Linked DNA regions of Homo sapiens: region 1 is linked to region 2. A link is a loop called in an ENCODE intact Hi-C map of the cell type or tissue named here. Cell type or tissue: heart left ventricle. All regions are shown on one strand. Each heading gives the region's core, and the rest is flanking DNA. Links, peaks and the distances in the headings are about the cores only.

What was found. Peaks named below come from ENCODE experiments on the same cell type or tissue, not always from the same donor. Only the 100,000 strongest peaks of a DNase experiment are listed, where the experiment ranks them.
Region 1: it touches region 2 in a loop (3-fold over the local background); 14 of 110 quality-filtered maps call a loop at or near these places.

The regions. Positions count from the first base shown.
Region 1 is chr12:102,762,983-102,772,883 of GRCh38, reverse strand. No RefSeq gene overlaps it. Among named protein-coding and RNA genes, the nearest start is that of LINC00485, 56 kb to the left of the region's middle. In heart left ventricle, for the core only: a CTCF peak has its summit at 3,105 (motif pointing right); a DNase peak (open chromatin) is centred at 3,123; H3K27ac peaks cover 333 bases.
Region 2 is chr12:102,089,494-102,099,226 of GRCh38, reverse strand. NUP37 (nucleoporin 37) reads left to right here. Exons shown (of 10, transcript NM_024057.4): 5 at 27-121. Among named protein-coding and RNA genes, the nearest start is that of NUP37, 26 kb to the left of the region's middle. In heart left ventricle, for the core only: a CTCF peak has its summit at 3,386 (motif pointing left); no DNase peak of the experiment used is centred there.

The DNA of each region.
Region 1 (9,901 bases), core at 1-8,000, 670 kb before region 2:
TAATACATTAATAATATTAATATGTGTTAGAAAACCATAAAGCTAACACATCAACCTATGATTTCACAGATTTTATTGCTTAGTTGTAGATTAAAATAGGTAAAGTTATAATGAGTTGAATAAAAATATTGAGTGTATAAGTGTGTAGTAGAGCAAGTACCATAGGAGTAGTCTGGAAACACTATTCCTGGGGATGGCAAATCACATTTCCTAGTGACTCCCAGGAAGAAAATTAGAAACAATGAGGAGAAGCCACTTGAAGCAGGTTTCAGCTCAACATGCAGTGAACTTTCCAATAAGCTCACTCTAAAGATAAAATGGGCTATCTTAAGCATGAAGAAATTCTCCAACTAGGAGTATCCAAGCATAGGCTAGAGGGCATTTGGGGAAGGGAGCATTAGAGAAGATTCATCATCAAGAAAACGGTTCAAATAGGTGACTGTTAGACCTTCTTTGGTCCTGTTACCTTGTAACTGAGTTCTGTATCAAGATTCAATCCGCTCAGCGACAACACATCTTTTGGTGTTAAGGAAATCTGTTGTTTGTTTCACTTTATTTGGAAAATGTTGGGAGGAAATCAAAACTGTTTTATCAGAGATGCCCTTGGTTTCTATTAGGCTGGGGTTGGTAATGATTGCCTTCAGGGCATTAATTTCAGTTAATGGCCATGACACGCATCTCCAGCTGTGACACATTAGGTGGAACTCATCACCTCATCCATCCCCATTTAGTTTAATCTGGAAAAGAAGACCATGTTCCTCAATAATAAAATAGGGTCTGGGGAAAAGAATGAAACTACCCCTTAAAGGAGAAGGAAAATGTGAGTGTGTTCTCAGGCCACTGATTCCGTTATTATTTGTGCTTATAATTTTGAAGCCCTGGGAAAGTTACTTAATATCCCTGAACTTCATTTATGCTCATCTGTAAAATGAGAATATTGATACTGAACACCATGGTTGCTAGGAGGACAATGATAAAAAAGTACACAATGTCATAATTACCATGTAACAAGAGTTGACTAATTCATAGGTATTCCCATTCACCCCCCTTCATTTCATCATGATTATTATTTATGTAGAAAATGAAATTTAGTAATAATGTTTCTAATTAATTCTTCCACTCATTCATTCATTAAGCAGACATTTCTGAAGGTGCCTATGAAACCAGGCACTGTGCCAGGTAAGCACAGTGAGATTCTCTATTTCAGAGACTGGAGGCTATGCTTGACAGCAGTAGTGTTGGTGGGTTGTTAAGTTATAATAATACTCTACATTTACCCAGCCTTTCATATCAGAAAATGCACACATATAAAGTAATCTCACTGAAATCTCCACAATTCTGAGATGTAGCAAACTCCAGGAGGGCAGGGACTTTGTCTGTCTTATTATTATATTCCCTTTCCTTAGCACAGAGTCTGGCACATAATGGAAACCTTATATTATTTCAATGAATGAAGAAAAATTGACGAATCAATGAAATCTGAAAAGATAGTTACTGGTAGCATCATTTTACAGGGAGAGGAATAAAGTGTCATTGGCATTGATATTTATCAGCAATCACAGCAATCACTGAGTATTGCAGTAATTTCACAAACTAAACCATTTGTGGTGGAGATAGCATCTTACCCTTCAATTTTATTGTACAGGAACAGTAGAATAAGAAAAAAAGTAATACAACATAAATGTAATACATAATAGCAAGAATGATAATAACAACACAAATAAAAGCTAACATCCATAGAGTGCTTAACCTGAGGCAGGCTGTGTTCTGATAACTTGATGTGATCATGGTGAGAATGCTGTTGGATATGTTCTACAAGGCAATGTGCCCGCAACTTACTGTATCTTCATCTGCTGAAGCCTTCCTTAGAACTGAGCCTTCGTTGTCTTCTCTTCATTCCTCTTCCAGTGGTAGAAATTGTGAGCTCCTCTGGGGGGTAGGATCTTTGTCTATTTCAGATCTGTATTTCCCAGCACTGTATCATGCATATGGTAAGTGTTCAATGTGCTTTTAATGAATACACGAAAGGGTGATCTAACTGAAGGAAAGGAAATGCTCAGTGGGCCCCCGAGTCATGAGAAGATTTGAAGAAGAGGACCCTTGAACTAAGCCTCAGATATAATTGAACTTTGAAAGAAGCGGGGTCCAGGGGACTGAGGATGATGCATTAGGAGAGCAGTACGAAGGCTCTCTGTCCTGCCTGAAGATCGGGATGGGGTTGAAGTGGGGAAGAACTGGGTTGCCTCTCAGCCTCTTGAGGGATCTTCCAGTCCTTGGCACTGTTGATTAGATATTTGGTTTCAGTCACCGCTCCATTCTTTTTCCATTTTGTGCCTTGATCAGCTCTATTGGTTTACTTTAGAGTTTGATCTTTGCAAGCAGAGTGGAGCCATCGAAGCCTATGGGACAGGACTTGTTTCATCAAATGGGAAGCCGGAGGTAAGAACTTCATTTGTACTTTTTCTAGTAGCATTGCCCAAAGTACGTTCCATGAGAAGTTGTGTTAGGGGATGACATGGGGCTTGTAGAGGTAAAAAAAAAAAAAAAAAAAAAAAGTTCAGGGGTCAAATGTTTGTGGGAAGTGGATTTTTCATCACTGCATAACTTCCCAACAGCTTTCCTAAACACTGAAGCTGTAACAGGGGCTTGCAGAAGACTGTAATGATGTGTAGAGGATTCCAAACTTAGTTAACCGTGGGGCACTTTAAGAGTGGGGTGGGGGAAGGGGGGAGGGAAAGCATTAGGAGATATACCTAATGTAAATGACGAGTTAATGGGTGCAGCACACCAACATGGCACATGTATACATATGTAACAAACCTGCACGTTGTGCACATGTACCCTAGAACTTAAAGTATAAAAAAAAAAAAAAAAAAAAAAAAGAGCGCGTGCGGACGGAATCTCGTGGGATTAGTATTTCACAGAACATTATATTCTTTCTTTTGGAAGCGCTCCCTTAGATCTTTCTATTAAAGAAGTACTTTACCTTAGAGCACTTGGATATATATTAATTCATGGGCTTCCTGCAGATACAAGGATGTTTCTCTCCCTCTACCTTCTCCAGTCTTCACCATCTGCCTTTGTCATGAACAGGCTTCAATTCCCACGTCCGCCCTTTGTGCACACTAGAGGGTGGTGTTGAGCCTGTTTAGAATTTCCCGCACTTGGGACTGAGAAAAAGTATGATGAAGTTGCTCTTCCTTTTTACATAAATCAGGGAGGAATAAGTACCCCGCAGCTGTTGCTCTTACTGTGAAAACCATTGCGGGGGCAGGAGTTTGTTCAAAATTCCTAAATAACAGAAGGTCTTGAAAACCACAGACCAATGCTCCTAAGAAGTTTCTCTGTCTGTCCTTCCATGCCTGGGAGAATCAAGTCCTCATCTGGGCTCTCTAGGGGTTCGTGAGTGCACAACACTGAAAAAATAAAATACAACAAAAGTGTGTCCCTGTTTCATTGTATCTGGAATACTACTATGGTTGGAATGGAGCTGAAATATTTGACAAACTTATGTCACAGAGACACTTCTGAATAAACTCAGTCTTTCTTTAGCTATACCCAATTCTAACCTTCCTGCCTTCTACTCAGTCTTCAAGACACAGTTCAAATTTCTACTCACCTAAAAATTCAAAAGCTAAGAGAATCACCATCTCTGAACTCTTATGCTCAGCCTCGGATTACTAAAGTCTTAGAATAATCTTTAAAAGTTTTCATTTATGTTCCTTTTTTCTATCAACTCTATTGTAAGGGCTTCCAGAATAAGGGCTACATGTTACACTTGCCCATGTTGCCCAGCAAAGGATTAGAAACTTGGCAGAAGGAAACAGGTATCTACCGATTTCCTACCATGCAGCAGGCACTGTGTTGGGTACTTTCACGCCTCTGCTCAATTAAGCCTGAATTTGGCTGGCTGTAAAGCCTGTCGTCTTTTCACAAGATTGTAACCATTCAACGAGTACATTTAAAATGGCAGAATATGTTGGACAACCTCATGTCCTGGTTTGCCAAGGTCAGTCTTGGTTTATATCTGTTGTCCTGGCATAATTATTAATAGTATCTCGTGTCACTCTCAAAAGTGTTGCAGCTTGGTCTATAAGTTATATGACAACCAATCTCTGGAGCCAGACAGTTTGGGTTGGGACCTTGTTTCTACCATTCACTAAACTCTGTGATATTAAGCCAGTTACTTAACTTCTCCAGGCTTTGGTTTCCTCATGTAGACCAGGCTTTGGTTTCCTCATGTAGAGATTGAGGATGATACCTTCCTTAGTAAGGTCTGATGACGATTACACAGTAAAGTGTTTGGACAAATGGCTGGCACACTGTAAGCACTCAAACATGGCAGCTATTGTTAAAATGAGTTCTTGATCATGTGAGCAACACCAGGAAGGCACAAAGTATTGCAGTACGAAGTGACTCAGGAATGAGAGAGAAGCTAAAACCTGAGTGATGGTTTTCTTTTTTTTTTTCTTTTTTCCTTTTCCTTTTTTTTTTTTTTTTTTTTTTGAGATGGAGTTTCACTCATGTTGCCCAGGCTGGAGTGCAGTGGCGCGATCTTGGCTCACTCCACATCCTGGGTTCAAGTGATTCTCCTGCCTCAGGCTCCTGAGTAGCTGGGATTACAGGCATCTGCCACCACACCTGGCTAATTTTTGTACTTTTAGTAGAGACGGGGTTTCGCCATGTTTGGCCAGGCTGGTCTCAAACTCCTGACCTCAGGTGATCCACACCGGTCTCGGCCTCCCAAAGTGCTGAGGTTACAGGCATGAGCCACCGCACCCAGCCCTGAGTGCTGGTTTTAAGGAGAAAGCAAACATCATAGGTAACAAGTAGTGAGTAATGGGTCTACAGCCATGGTTCTCAACGTGCCAACACTGGACCAGCAGCTTCAGCAGCTGGGAGTCTGTAAGAAGCGCAGATTCTCAAGTCCTAACTCAGACATTGTGAATCGCAAACTTTGCGGGTAGGACCCAACAAGCTGTGTTTTAACTAAGCCCTCCAAGTGACTGTGATGCACACTAAGCTTTGAGAACCTTAGTGATTCTTAGAACAAGGGGAGCTGTGGGGTTTTCCTGGAAAGCAGAGGGATCAGCTGGGAAGCTCCAACCAGCAACAGAACAACCTGTTTAACCAGGGGGCTTCAGGATCGCCGTATGCCAGCACTCTCGTGTGGAAAGCAACCTTAGGGAGCCTTAGTCTGGAGATTGCAAATGTGGACTCAACAGCTAAAATATGCCCCACATGTGTAATTTTATTTGGCCCGTTAAAAAGAAATTAGCCAGAGAATAAAAAAAAAAAAATTGGGAAATGTTACATAGAAATTCTGATTTCTAGCTTCCCTAAAAATTTCAGAAGATTTGGCATCTCTGGGCCCCATTCCCATCTGGCCACAATTGACTGCACTGGAGGAGCAGCTGCCTGCTTGAAGCTTGCAGCTTCCAGTTCCCCTAATTCCCATCAGGCCAGCGTCATTCCTGTCTAGATGTCACCTGTCCTGTCCTTGTTCCTACTTGTGACTTCAATGCTGCCCCCTGCTTTAAGATGAGAAAGGCCTGGAGAGTTTAAGTGATTTGTGTAAGGTGTGTGGCCCAGGCTTTTGACATTACCCTGTGTGTTGCGGGAGGGGAGTCTCTGATCTTCTGAGCCAGGTCTTGAAGGAGAAAGAATCTGGGAAGCCAGAAGGCTGGTCTTGCTGAGGTTCTTAAACTTTACTATATTTCGCAATCCTGGGTCAAGGATTAAAACTGCATATTTTCAAAATTGCCCCCACCTCCAGTCCCCAGTCTGGTTTAGGGGTTGGAGAACCGAGCCCAGGAATCTGCATGTTAAAAAAAATCCCTTTTTTCCCTTTCTCTACCCCAACTCCATGACTCTGAAGCAGATGGTCCAGAAAACACACTTTGGGAAACACTGGGCTATTTGGAATACATTCCAGGGGGAATCTGTACTCAGATGAGTGGAGAGTGGGCCAAGCAGAGCATGAAACCCTGTCTCAGGCTATGCCCAGAGAAGGGAGCCAAAGGCACTGGGGGAAGATGGGCAAAAGACTTAAGTGTGGTAGGACCAGATTAAGTTGGGGTATAACAGCCTGAGAAAGTTCTAACACATAAATGTAAATGTCCCTGAGCCAGACCATGTAGTCTTTGATAGGAAGGACAGGAGTGATGGTGGCAGAAAAACAATTAGGGAAGAGATTTCATGGCAAGGCAGGAGGCAAAGAGTTATTAGGACTGAAGGTGAGACCAGAAATTCTAGTTTTGTGCCTCTTGGAAAGAAGACAGAGATTACATAAGTACCCATCAGAACACACTAAGACCAGCCTTAAGTATAAAGACCATCCATCCCAAATGAAGGGAGGGCCCTGACCTGGATCCTCCTAGCATCCACCCTCCTCTGACATCCCATCTCCTTTCCTCACTGCTCTTCATCCACTCTTTTCCACTCACTTACAGTTGTGGGCATTTTTCTTCCTCCCTCCCTTCTCTATCTCTTTGTCTTTCTGTGTCTTTTACTCTTTCTCTCTCTGTGTCTTTTTCCTCTCCTGACCCCCTCCCAATATCTAACTCACAAACCACACAAATAGTCACAGCATCAAAAAATATTAAGGAGAAAAACATCCATCACCAGGCAAAGAGAATCCAGGGGATGAAATCAAATCCCTGAAAAACGTTTCTAAAGTAATAAGTCCTTGTCAGATTCCAACCAGCCTGGGTCTCCAAATCGAGAGGCAGAGGTATTTTTCTTCTGTTCCAAAGGCATGAGCAACGTCCCACAGAGCTCTTCCGTTCCCACTGTGCCTTTTCCTCTGACTATTGCTGTCAAATATGCTTTATCATGTCATTTTAGCACCAGGCCTGGCGCATTTCTCTGTATAGTAAAAGCTAATGAACCGTATGGCTTTTGGCAGGATTGGGCAATATACATGCTCCATTTGGAGCAGAGTAAGTCCTTGGAGTCTCTGGCTGTGTGAGCAACCTCAGGCTGTCTCTTGCGCTTCATGGGTCTGTAAATATCATAGCTGTGGTCACTGCTCAGAATTATTAATATTTCAGAGGCCTGCTTTGACCCTACCCCCTACAGAGGAGGCTTTGGTAACACACAGCTTCACGTTGGACCCCGTCCAATTGGAATTTATGACTGGAAGTGGCAGAAGGCCCGCATTATAGCAATGTCTCACCTTCAGCTGGCTCCACAGCTTAGACCCTAAGGACGTCATGGTATTCAGTCAATTCAAAACCCATTTATTGTGTTCCTAACATGTGCTGAGCACTGTGTTTCGATGCTAGCAATGGAGACACGATAATGGCCCAATCCTTGCCCTAAAGAAAGTGGTCTGGTAAAGAGAGAGGGCCATGAAAATAGGGTCCCTTGTGCTAATAGATTTCAGGTACAGCCCTTTACAGATTTTAAATTAAAGCTGCCCATTCTTTCCTCTGGGTCTCCTGAACCCTTGCTGCTTGCAGTGTGGTCCTCAGACGAGCAGCACAACCTTAAAACTTGTTAAACATGCAGAACCTTGGACGCCGCCACAGACTGAATCAGATTACAGTTTCAGATGCCTCAATCTAAATCAGGGCCTCCCAAGCCCAGATAGGTTCAAAAATCACGTGGTGGTCCCATATTTGTTTTCAGTGTCAGGATAAATATTTTCAAGTACCTATTCTTGGGCTTTACCCTTTGAAATTCTGGCATGTTAGGTCTGAAGTAGGGCTGGCGATTTCTTTATAAGCACTCCAGATATTTCTGATACAGCTGATCTGTGGACTGGCATTTGGGAACTAGCCTCTAAATCTGTGGTTCTCAAATCTAGCTGAACATTACTGTCATCTGAAGAGCTTTCAAAATTCTCAATGCCCAACAAACATTCTGAGCAATTAAATCAGGAACTGTGGGGGTGGTGCTGAGGCATCAATAATTTTAAAGATCTTCTAGGTCACTAGTGTGCAGTTAAGGTTGAAGATCACATTTCTAAACCACCATTACCAAAAGTTTAACTACATAAGGATCACTCGACACAACTCCCAGTCCCCACCTCTAGAAATTCTGTCAGTCTAAGACTCCAATTTGAGTAGCAATGTTCTAAGCAATACAATGGGGTCAGCAGAATCCCAGTAATACCAAATTGAGAAGGAGGTGGAGCTAGGTCTGAAACAACTTTCCTGGCCCTAAGCAGGGTACATGCTGCCTGCACACTTGTCAGGCAGTATACTGAGGGCTACACTGGGACCACCTGCATCCTTTGCGATGACAAATTGAAGTTCAGACTCATACTTCAATAGCCTTAGCCCTTCTAGTCTTCTCGTGGGCTCAGGTTTCAATGGTTCATTCCCTGTCTTGTTTTCTGGGGTCAAAGTCTCTATCTATATAGCTGGTGCAGAGTCTCACCTCCTCCGAGACAGAAGTATTTTTCTCACCCACACTGAGCTCAAGACATATTGGCTTTCTTTCACTTTCTCAAATGTATTATCTTCCTTCTACCTCGGGGCCCTTTGCCAGAAATGCTCTCCTCTCTCTCCAGTTCCCAAGAGCTGTTCCCTTTTAAAAGACCAGGCTCATCACCATATCAATCAATTTAGAACCTCTGGGGATTGGATCTAGGCACCAGTATTCCCTTTGCCAGAAATGCTCTCCTCTCTCTCCAGTACTTCTTCAGGAAAGCCTTTTCTGAGACCCCCAAATGAAATCAGATTCTGCTATTGGATGCTTGTATAGCACCTTGTACCTTTCCTTCATCACACTTGCTACAGTTTTGTTGTGCCTCATGTAAATATTTGAACAGTTTCTCTAAACAAGTCTGATTAAGGCAGAAACCATATCTCTTTTGCTCAGAACCGTATTCCAGCCACTTGCATTGTGCGCAGAACACAGTAGGGACTCAGTGAATACTTGTAAATGTGAAGCGCTCTTTCTAGACATTGGAGGTCCATACATATTCTCCACATCCAACCCAAGGTGATAACTCATTTGCCTTAGACAGGTACCATTCTCATCCTAAGACACCCATTCTAGGCCCTGCTAAATAGTCTGGGCATCTGCCACCTCCCTGCTGGCTTACTACCCACTCCCAAATTTTAGACTCTGTCAGTCTACATGAGGCTCCCTGTCACTTCCAGGCATAGTTATTAGCATTCCCCATCTCCCACTCCAAGCTGTCTGAGCCTCCATGGATTCATTTTTGGTGGGGGAGGGCATTCTGGCACTGACCTGACAGAGTTCCCCAGCTGTTTACTCTCCATTACACTATTAAGCAGGAAATACGATTACCACTGTTTTTAAATATCTTGTGATCCTCATGTATAAAGCAAGAATAATAGTGCCTACCTCAAAGGGCTGATGGAGAATTATATGAGATAATCTGCATTCACAGTACATTGCACAGTAAATATATATTTGGAATTTTTATTACTAGTAATAACTTCAAAAATCCCCACTGGACCCCACAAAATGTATTAGCGCTGCTGTTTGTACTTACTAAGATGATGGAAAGCTAATATGGATTTGATAATTTTAAATGAGCTCGCATTTTATTTGTTATGACAGTATTACAATCCAACAGTACATCTAGGAGTGGAGAATAAAGCTTATTTCCACTCCAAGAAAATATATGACATGGCTGAGGATTAAGGTCCTTTGCACAATTCCATGCCCTAATCCTCCCACACTATGTCCTCCGCCTTCAGGTTGAGAAACACAGCTTGAGACTCTAAGCTGAAAGTAAATACTTTGGAAAATTTTATACATCTGGTCTCTTCGCTCTCATTTGATTTTTTCTTTAAACACATTCTGTCAAACAAGCCAGAATACAAGCCCTTTGATGCAGAAGCTGCTGCCATCCAGGCATATAAAGATTGGGACTTTCAGCCCATCTATTTTGTGGCAGAGAACTTAAAAGATGTCAAGG
Region 2 (9,733 bases), core at 1-8,000:
AAGCTTTCTGTTTCTCTTTCTGTCAGGTTTTAGAGGGCCATACCGATTTCATTAATGGTTTGGTGTTTGATCCCAAAGAAGGCCAAGAAATTGCAAGTGTGAGTGACGATCACACCTGCAGGTATGTTGCTTATGTTATAACCACATTTTTAAATTGCCATTTTAATGAGAATTACATTTTTAAAATGAGAAAAAAAAATGTGACTTTTACATAAATTCTATAGAGTGTTGTAAAAGAAGCATACCTTATTTGAACTGTAGGTATGGCACAAACATGAGTTTCAAAACCAGTGAGATAGTCCTCATCACCATTAATGAAAACTTCCTTGCCTCCCATGGGTGTCTTTTATCTCTTATTTCAGATTTTCACATTTATGAAATCCAAATCTATATTGGACTGGGCACAGTGCCACATGCCTATAATCTCAGCTCTTTGGGAGACCAAGGTGGGCAGATCACCTGAGGTCAGGAGTTAATGACCAGCCTGACCAACATGGCGAAACTCCATTTCTACTAAACATACAAAAATTAGCCAGGCACGGTAGTGCGCACTTGTGATTCCAGCTACTCGGGGGACTGAGGCAAGGGAATCGCTTGAACCTGGGAGGCTGAGGTTGCAGTGAGTCAAGCTTGTTTCACTGCACTCCAGCCTGGGTGGCATAGCGACACTCCATCTCAAAAAAAAAAAAAACACAAACATATTGGATCAAATTCTTCAATATTGGACAAGATAAGTAGGAGTAAAATGCAGTTGTCAAGTTACTTTACAGATGCTGTATGATAAGTTTGTGTGGAATAATGAACTATGACTCTCATCTGCTACATAAGATTGATGGAAAATTTAGTGTTTTGATAAATTCAGAGGTTTCTGCATAAGGTTTTCTTTAGATACAATACATTTAACTATTATGTTCTTCTACCTCACCCCCTAATTTAGAACAGATGAGGTAGCTATAACATTTTAATAGTGTGTAAAGCTGGAGAATATCACAAATAAAGAACAAGATGAAAAGGAAGAATAGCAGGTGGAAATAAGCTGAGGAGTCAGGAGTGAAATGAGTGCATCAGTCATTGGAAGGGTGTCAGTTGCTTCATTTGCTTTAACGATACTGTGAGGGAGAGAAAAACTGCTGCTCTGCTGTTTTGCATAATGTTTCATAAAACTATGCCAAAATCCTTAGTATTTATTAGTACTTATGTACATATAAAACTATGAAATATGTATGACTTCACATTAGAAGTAAAGCTGCTAGCTACTTTTTAAATTTTTAATCTTCTTAATATAGCTCATCTTTTTAAAGTGATAGAGTCATAGGCCATTATTCTTTATGTACTGCCTGTTAAAATTTTCATGTCAGAGATATGAAAGATTTACATGACATTAAGATTCTAGGGCCCCAGGTACTACAAAACCAAGTTTGTATAGTGACCTGAAGAGTAAATGGAATCGTTTTAAGGTAAAAATTCGGTCACTGGAAATAAATAATGGCATTTCAGCTCTTTAAAACATAGATTTTCCTAATCACAAGCATTTGGAATAATGAAACCTGCAAAGGGGAAAAATGAGTGTCTTTGCAAGCCAAGGAATGGCCTCTGAATAGTGAACGAAAGCCGGAGAGACCTAGGATCACACTCAGTAGTCTATGTTTTTGTTTGTTTGTTTTCTTATGACTCTGAGATTTTTTTTGTAAACTAGCAAAATTCTCTAAAAATTTAGGGGACTGACATAGGGTTGCTAACTTTTTATTTTGTCGAATATAAGACTTAAGTTTACTGCCTTCTACCACTATCATTTTGTAAAAGAAAGGACATTATTACTCTAAAAAGTAGGAAAGGAATAACTAAAGAGTAAGTCTTTTAGTTTAAATAAATTTAATTTTTTAAAAACCTGACTACATTGCCTCTAAGTTTCTCATTTTGCCAGACTGGTTGTTGATATTATTGTTCAACAAATATTTGCTTTCCTTTCACCTTCCCATGAAAGGAGATTTTCCCATCTAATTAGCCCTAGCTTTGTGAATTGTTTAGGCCAATGTAGCATTAACAGGTGTGACACAGCAGAAGCTTCAAATGTTTTGCCTGGCTTGACTTGACCTCCTGTGCTCTGTCATTTGCTATGAGATGAGCATGTCCTAGATAGCTACTGATCCCAGAATGAGAAACACGTGGAGCAGATATGGACCCATATGGCATTATGGAAACAGAGCTTCCCATAGACCCATGTGCAAGAAATTTATGCTTATTTCTGTAAACCACCGAGATTTTCGGGTTGATGCACAACATCAAACTAGGAGTATTTTTAGAATTTACAGCTTAGTTCACCAACCAAAAATAAACAACTCTGATTGGTTATTAAAGCCAAACCTCTTAGGCCAAAACCTAAGCAATATAGGTAAGATTTTTTTAAAAACAGAACGTATATAAAAACAAGTTTAAAATGAGAAAGAGTAGATAGTATCATACACTCTCATAGCAAGGAAAGAAGGAATTCTAAGAGGACATATGTGATAATGTAAGATTCTTACAATATCACATATATATTCTTACATTATCACATATGTGACAAGAGAGTATATCATATGAGCAGTTCTACAATATGTATTCTGTACTGTAAAGAGCAGACCCAGTGCTTACTTAAGAAAATTTAAAATAACCTCAATATTTTGATCTATGCATATTTTCTGATGTTTCACTTTGACATTTCCAAGAAAGACACTATATTATAATCAGCTAGCAGAATTTTGCCCTAGGAACACTATTTTAAAACAATCTGTGACCTGAATAGGTTCATGAAATGTATGTGTTGTATTGAAAATTGCCAAATTCTGAATCAAACAGAATAAAGAGTCGTACTGTGAACAAAGGTACCTCTGATAATACAAAATGTTATTATGGAAGATGATAGATTACATTTTATCTAAGACTCCATCTAATTTTACTATTCTATGATCTGTGCAAGTTTATAAGAAAATTGGGTTCTCATTAAAGTTGGTCTTTATCAGTTCCAACACTGCCTTTCTAACAAACATTTTATAATGCCTACCACACCTTTTTAAATGAAACTCACAGAAAATGTAGCCTTCCAAATATATAAGTACAGAAAATTATTATCGTCCCTTAATTTTATGATATATTCTATAAAAGGAAAACAAAGAGAATAATAATGCATTGTGTATAAGCTCAGATAACAACTACATATGAAGACATAGGTAGTCTTTCTTCTTCTTTACAATGAGTAAGACTGGATATCAGAAAAATAAGATAACATGAAAATGTAAGGCAGAGGCAAGGCAGTCAAGTTGCACAGTTGTAGAGATTTATGAGTTGTGTAGAGTATAATGTAAATAGTGCCATCTGGAGTTCTACAGTGTCATAGCGCTGAGCAGATCTACAGTTTTAGGATAAAAGCTCATGTTAGTAGTAATACAATGAAATTAAATCTCATTAGAGAAATAGGGAAATACAGGTAATCAAAATAGGAATAACATAGCAAGATAAATCATAGGATGTCAAGTTGAAAAAGTAAGATAATATTCTTGCAATATTTTCTGTATGAAAAGTATGACAAGTATATATCTTGATGAAGAAATATGTATCTTTATGAAAAAGGTGCCATTACTGAAACAAAAAGCAAGCGTCTGATAGATGTGTTTAATAAAAGAAATTCCCAAGTAAAGCATGGGGTTGCTAGTCATTCAGCCTTATATTCTACACCATTTTCTTTATGATCCCTCATCATGTCTACCATATGCAGATGCACTCACATGCATATACATGTATATATAAAAATATATGCACACATATATACACAGGTTGATAAAAATACTGATGCTTTATGTGTGTGTTTGTATATGCATATGCACAGAAAAATATAAATACGTTCATAGTTATGACCTAGTGTCATTGAAAGAAGGCTAAAATTATTACAGTATTTGAGAGGTAAAGAAGTGCATATTCATTTAGAAAAAATTATTATCTCCTCCTCCAAAAGAAGGTAAAAGTGTCATTTAAGTATTTAGTGGGTTAAGCTTATTATTTTTTAAAACTCACTAATACAGAACATCTCATTCCCAGTCATTGCCAAATAACAGATGTTCTTGTATATTAGAAACAGTACCATTCTGTAAGAACAAGTCAGATCAACAAGTATTTATTAAACACATTTAGTATACCCAATATTCAGTACTTTGGGGGATACAAAAGAAATACAAGACCTAGTACGCACTGTAACTACAAAGGATATCAGTAGTAAATCCCATCCCTCCTCCTCATCCCTCAATAATCTTTTAAAATATTAGATAAAAGTTTATGGTGAAAGAAAACTGACTTCTAGAAACCAGGGAATTTTTAGTTTAATAAAATATAGGTGTGCATATAATGTGCCATTCACTTTCTCTATAAAACATGAAATATTTGTAGTTGTCATGTTCTAACTGGGATCATTTTTTAAAAGAATGAGAGAAGGGTGGCATATAAAAAATAAAGAATAAGATATTAGAATGTAACCAAATCACTGTATAAAGGAATACTAAATTACCTAAGCTATTCACTAAGCCAGTAATATAGTTGTTTAAAAAATGTTGCAAGAGGAAAAATGATTTTTATCAAATTTGTTCTGTGTACCACATGCAAGCTATGTGTTTTTCATATTACCTTTGTTTATGTACATTTGAAAGTCTTTAAGATCCATAATTAAGATGGAGTGTTCTTCCTCCACCCCCACCCCAATTGAGATCACAAAATATGCAGTATACCTAAAAATAGTCCTTGTGGGAAACAGCAAAAAGGAAACTGAGAGCCTTCTGAAGGTAGGCCAATGAACCATTCTTTGGAAAGTAATCCACGTCTGGGAGTGCATAAACCATGCCCAGGTACAAAGTATAATCAGGATAATTTACATGATTTATTATACTGTTATAGTTAAAATTCAGGAAAAGTTCCCTGCTTGTCTTCTAAAACTCACTCTAATTTTTTCTAACATTTTGAATCAAGATCAGTAATTGCATAGTTCTAACAAGAGCCTTGAGAATGGGGTAAAATGGACACTTTGTGTTGAGCATGGCAATACTTTAGCTCCAGTGATGGAACATAGAGATTCTTTGTCGTTAAAAGAACTCTCCAAAAATTATACTAAAACACATTTATCACTTTTGCAGACATTTTTAAATTCAATGCAGTGAAATAGGGTGTTAATGAAAGACTGTAATAGAGTAGAAGTCAGTAAAGTGAAGAAAACATTTTCTAAAACTTGACATGATCATTTACTGGTAAAATCACTCTCTAGTAGCTGATACTTTGTTCTTTTCTGTATGCCCTTGTAGATGAAATACAAAACAAGTGCTTAATAAAATATATCACCAAATCAGTGACTACAGTAATTTAAGCTTGCTTTATGTGGCCCTCATGTGGTTACAGTAAGTGGATTATAAAATGGGAATCATATCCATAAACAGTTTCCAGATTTTGAAAGACCATTGATGTGAATGATAAAGGAGTACTTTCCCTTATTGATAGCTTTAGTATTCAGCATATAGTCAAATTTTAAGTTGTAAAGTTTATCAAAATTTTTCTTGGAAAAAATGAAATGCTAATATTTCCTGGGTAGTGTTACTGTTGCTTTTGTTAAGGCTTATGTTAGTTAAAGAAAAAGCCCTTCTACTCTGAATTCCTTAAAGATGAAATCATTACACATGGTCTGTTTGAAAACTACCATATGGTATTTCTTTGCAGTTGAGAGTTTAATTTTTGAAGTTTATTTTTAAATGTGACAAAATTTCTCACAATTTCCATCCTTCAAAAATTTATCTGTCTGTATAAGTTAAATGAGATGTTAATAATTCTCCTCTGAGACAGCCTCAGTTTCTTATCTCTGTGATAATAAATGTAGTTTCTGCTCAATTTGTTTACAATTACAAGAAATCAAAATGAAGCAACAGCATACAAATTGATAAAATTTTTATCCTCCCCAAAGCTTCATGAAGATGTATAACAGATTAAATTTTGTGTGGTGTAGTTTATTAGTGTTCTGTATGAAACAGGGTACCTCCTTCCTTCTCTCTCCACCCTCAAAGTACATGCAGTCTTTATTATCAACTCTGATTTTGACATATTATTTTCAGTTATTGAAGAGTAAAATAATAAGCCTGTACAATTATCTCATTTTTGCCCTTTTAATTCTTGCTCTGAAGTCAGTAAAACTTCTAATAATAATCTTTTATCATTAGTACTGCTAGTACATTAAAACTACTACTGCTACAACTACTACTTGCTCAGTAGTCTCAAGTATTAAAAAAAGAATTAATCTAATCTTATTTTCTAAATATATTTGGACACACACACTGAAAGTATCCTGCTATAAAATTCTTCCAACTATCCTGCTATTTTGTTGTCTCCACCTTTAAGGCTTTTGCCTAGCTCTCAAAGTTCTCCATAGTCTCAACCATAAACTGACAAAACTTTATTTACCAACTCTAACCTACCCATACCCACTGTAAAGATTTGTCCATCTAATCTCTAGATTTGGGCTTTCAGTTACATGGTTCCCCACCTCTGAACTCCTTTTGCACTTAAAACCAGATATTTTAGCACTGAATTCTTTTGCAAAATGTTTCACTTTCTAATTGTGTGCTCATTTGCTAAGGAAATACACCACGACTTACCCTTCTTTGAATCATCTATAACCTGATTAACTTAGTAATTGATTAATTGGAACTAAGAGAAAATCCTAGTTTTGCTCTCACAAGCTCAGTGGAAAATATGTTTCTTGTCTAAGAATGTTGAGGGTCCCTTTCCTGTACCAGTGACATTGTAAAGTGCCTGCTAATCCTTATAACTACATCTCTGTATTACTTTGTTCTTTTCTTTCTTACTTAATTAATCAATACACAGATTCATGTGATCTAGTCATGTCTTTTAGAAAGATTGTGGTTCATATTTTTTGCTTTACCAGTTAGGGCCAAATGGATACAGATGTGTCATTTAATGTCATCCATTCTTTCTTTTGTGTTGTCAAAAAACATTTGGTAGTAGAAATTCCCTTCTGCGATGAATTTCCTAGCAAACAATGAGCTGCCAAAAATGTTAAAAATGGAGAATGAACAAATAAACAGAATATTACAGAATATTCCTGTTGAATCCTCGGACAGAACATCTTTCTTTATTAACTGTCCATTTAAAAGACCTTTGAGAATATCTAGGATATCCCCAGTATGCCAACACCCAATTTATGGGACCTTTTTGTTAATTTATTGGGACAATAACATTTAAATACCATATGGTAGGGATACTTAATGTTCTGCTGAAAAGCACTCGGCCTGAAATGAAGCAATAATCATAGCAATAAAATACTAAAAGTAAAATAAGCATAATTCATAATCTTAGATCTGAATAGCTCTCTATCCCATCATCACAGCTAAATCTAAGAGTTCTATTTAGGACCACAATGTCAGGAGAGATGGGGATGTTAATTATAATTATCGTTCAAATTGGATGAAAACTGTCATTTTATTTCACTTGAGGAGTGATGCTTTACTTACCCAGTGCCCTTTGATTTGGTCTGTATTGGCACCTTAATATGTCAGCACATAACTTTCCCATAAAAGCTTTTCCTTTTAAATTTCCCTTGCAAACATTTAAATATGTACTATGTATGTTAATATAGATCCTAGGTTTTGGCCAAGGTAATTAAACCTGATAACATTTATTCTATACTTTTATGCTTTGAGAAATGGTCTATCATCTTTTCATATGCTTAATTATGTGTATTATGAAGGCTGTGGGGTTTTTTTTGTTTTTTGGGTTTTTTTTTTTTTTTTTTTTTTTTTTTTTGAGACGGAGTCTCTCACTCTGTTTCCCGGGCTGGAGTACAGTGGCAAAATCTCAGCTCACTGCAACCTCCGCCTCCCAGATTCAAGCAGTTCTCCTGCCTCAGCCTCCCGAGTAGCTGGGATTACAGGTGCCTAACCACCATGCCCAGCTAATTTTTGTGTTTTTAGTAGAGTCAGGGTTTCACCATATTGGTCAGGCTGGTCTCGAACTCCTGACCTCAGGTGATCCGCCTGCCTCAGCCTCCCAAGGTGTTGGGATTACAGGCGTGAGCCACAGTGCCTGGCCGGCTGTGAGCTTTTAAAGCATTTCTCTTTCTGTGATGCACCACTGTCCTGAAAAGTGTGCTTCTGTGGTTATAACTGACTTTGCAATAGTAATAATTTTGGAAATATTAAAACCTGAATTTTCAAATTTTGAATTTTTTTCTTTTATAGTAGAAATCCTGTTGTCTGACGTGGTCTAGACCAAAAGTTTCTTAGATAACAAAAAGTCAGTAAACTCAGGAAATCATTTTAAAAGAATGCCTACCTGCCTTATTTTAATATACAACCCATGTATATTAAAAACCATTTGCCAGTCTTTTGATATTAGGCCAGTGCTTTTTTTTCTTAGGTTATGAGTCCATTGATTGGCTTGGGACCACTTTTTTGGCATGAACCACAACCAAAATACAATGTCTTCAATGAAAATAACACTTAGAAAAGCAGTCTTAATTCAGAATACTTCTAGATTTTTATTTTTATTATTTAATCTTTTAAAACTGTCACACATACCTAATATGAGTGAGTTTTTTTTCTTTTAGAAACTTAACCTTTAGTTAGTTGGCATTGACTTAGTTTCATTGAAATAGCTTTCACATTCATATTTTGTCAGTTTATGTAATATTATGTAATTACATTAATAAGCATGGGTTTACATCCCATACAACCAGTGGTTTGCTAAGCAAAGAAGCTGTATTCCCTCTTCATACACATGCAACAAATGCACATGTGGGCATATTAGAAAATAGCCTTCTCATTCTTGGCACTTCTATAGGGGGAAAAAAGAAAAATCTGTCAGAGTCAGTTCAGAGAGATTCTACTGTACACTGTGTTTACAACATTTTAAAACTTAGGCACATTTGTCCATACATAGATACTGCAAATAAAACGCAAAAAAAAAAAGAGTTGAGAAATGTACCTTACAAAATAAGAGCACCTGAAAAGCTGTACCTATTACCATTCATATAAATGATTAAGACTGTTTTAGTCAGAAAATGAGAGAAAGTTTTGGCTTTTTCCACTGGTAATTAAATATGAGAGGGGAAAAGGAAATATGAGGTGCAGCCAACTTGGAAAGCTATTTGATGATAACTACCTGCTAAAGTTGAATATATTTGTAAGCTGTGATCCAGCAATTCCATGCCTAGGTATGTACCCAGCAGGTGTGTGTGTGTGTATGTGATCGTATGTGGGTATCTATATTCACTAAAAGACATATGCAAGACGGCTTACAGCAGCATTCTTGGTGACGACCAAAAATTGGAAACAACCTAAATGTCTGTCAGGAGTAGAATGAATATATATGTTGTTGTGTACTGAATTAATTGAAGACCGTATAAGGCATTAAGAAAAAACAAATTGAGGGGCGCCTCTGCCCGGCCACCTCCTCTGGGAAGTGAGGAGCGCCTCTGCCCGGCCGCCTCGTCTGGGAAGTGAGGAGCGCCTCTGCCCGGCTGCCCCGTCTGGGAAGTGAGGAGCGCCTCTGCCCAGCCGCTCATCGTCTGGGATGTGAGGAGCGCCTCTGCCCTGCCGCCCTTCGTCTGGGAGGTGAGGAGTGCCTCTGCCCGGCTGCCCCGTCTAGGAAGTGAGGAGCGCCTCTGCCTGGCCGCCCCGTCTGGGAGGTGAGGAGCGTCTCTGCCTGGCTG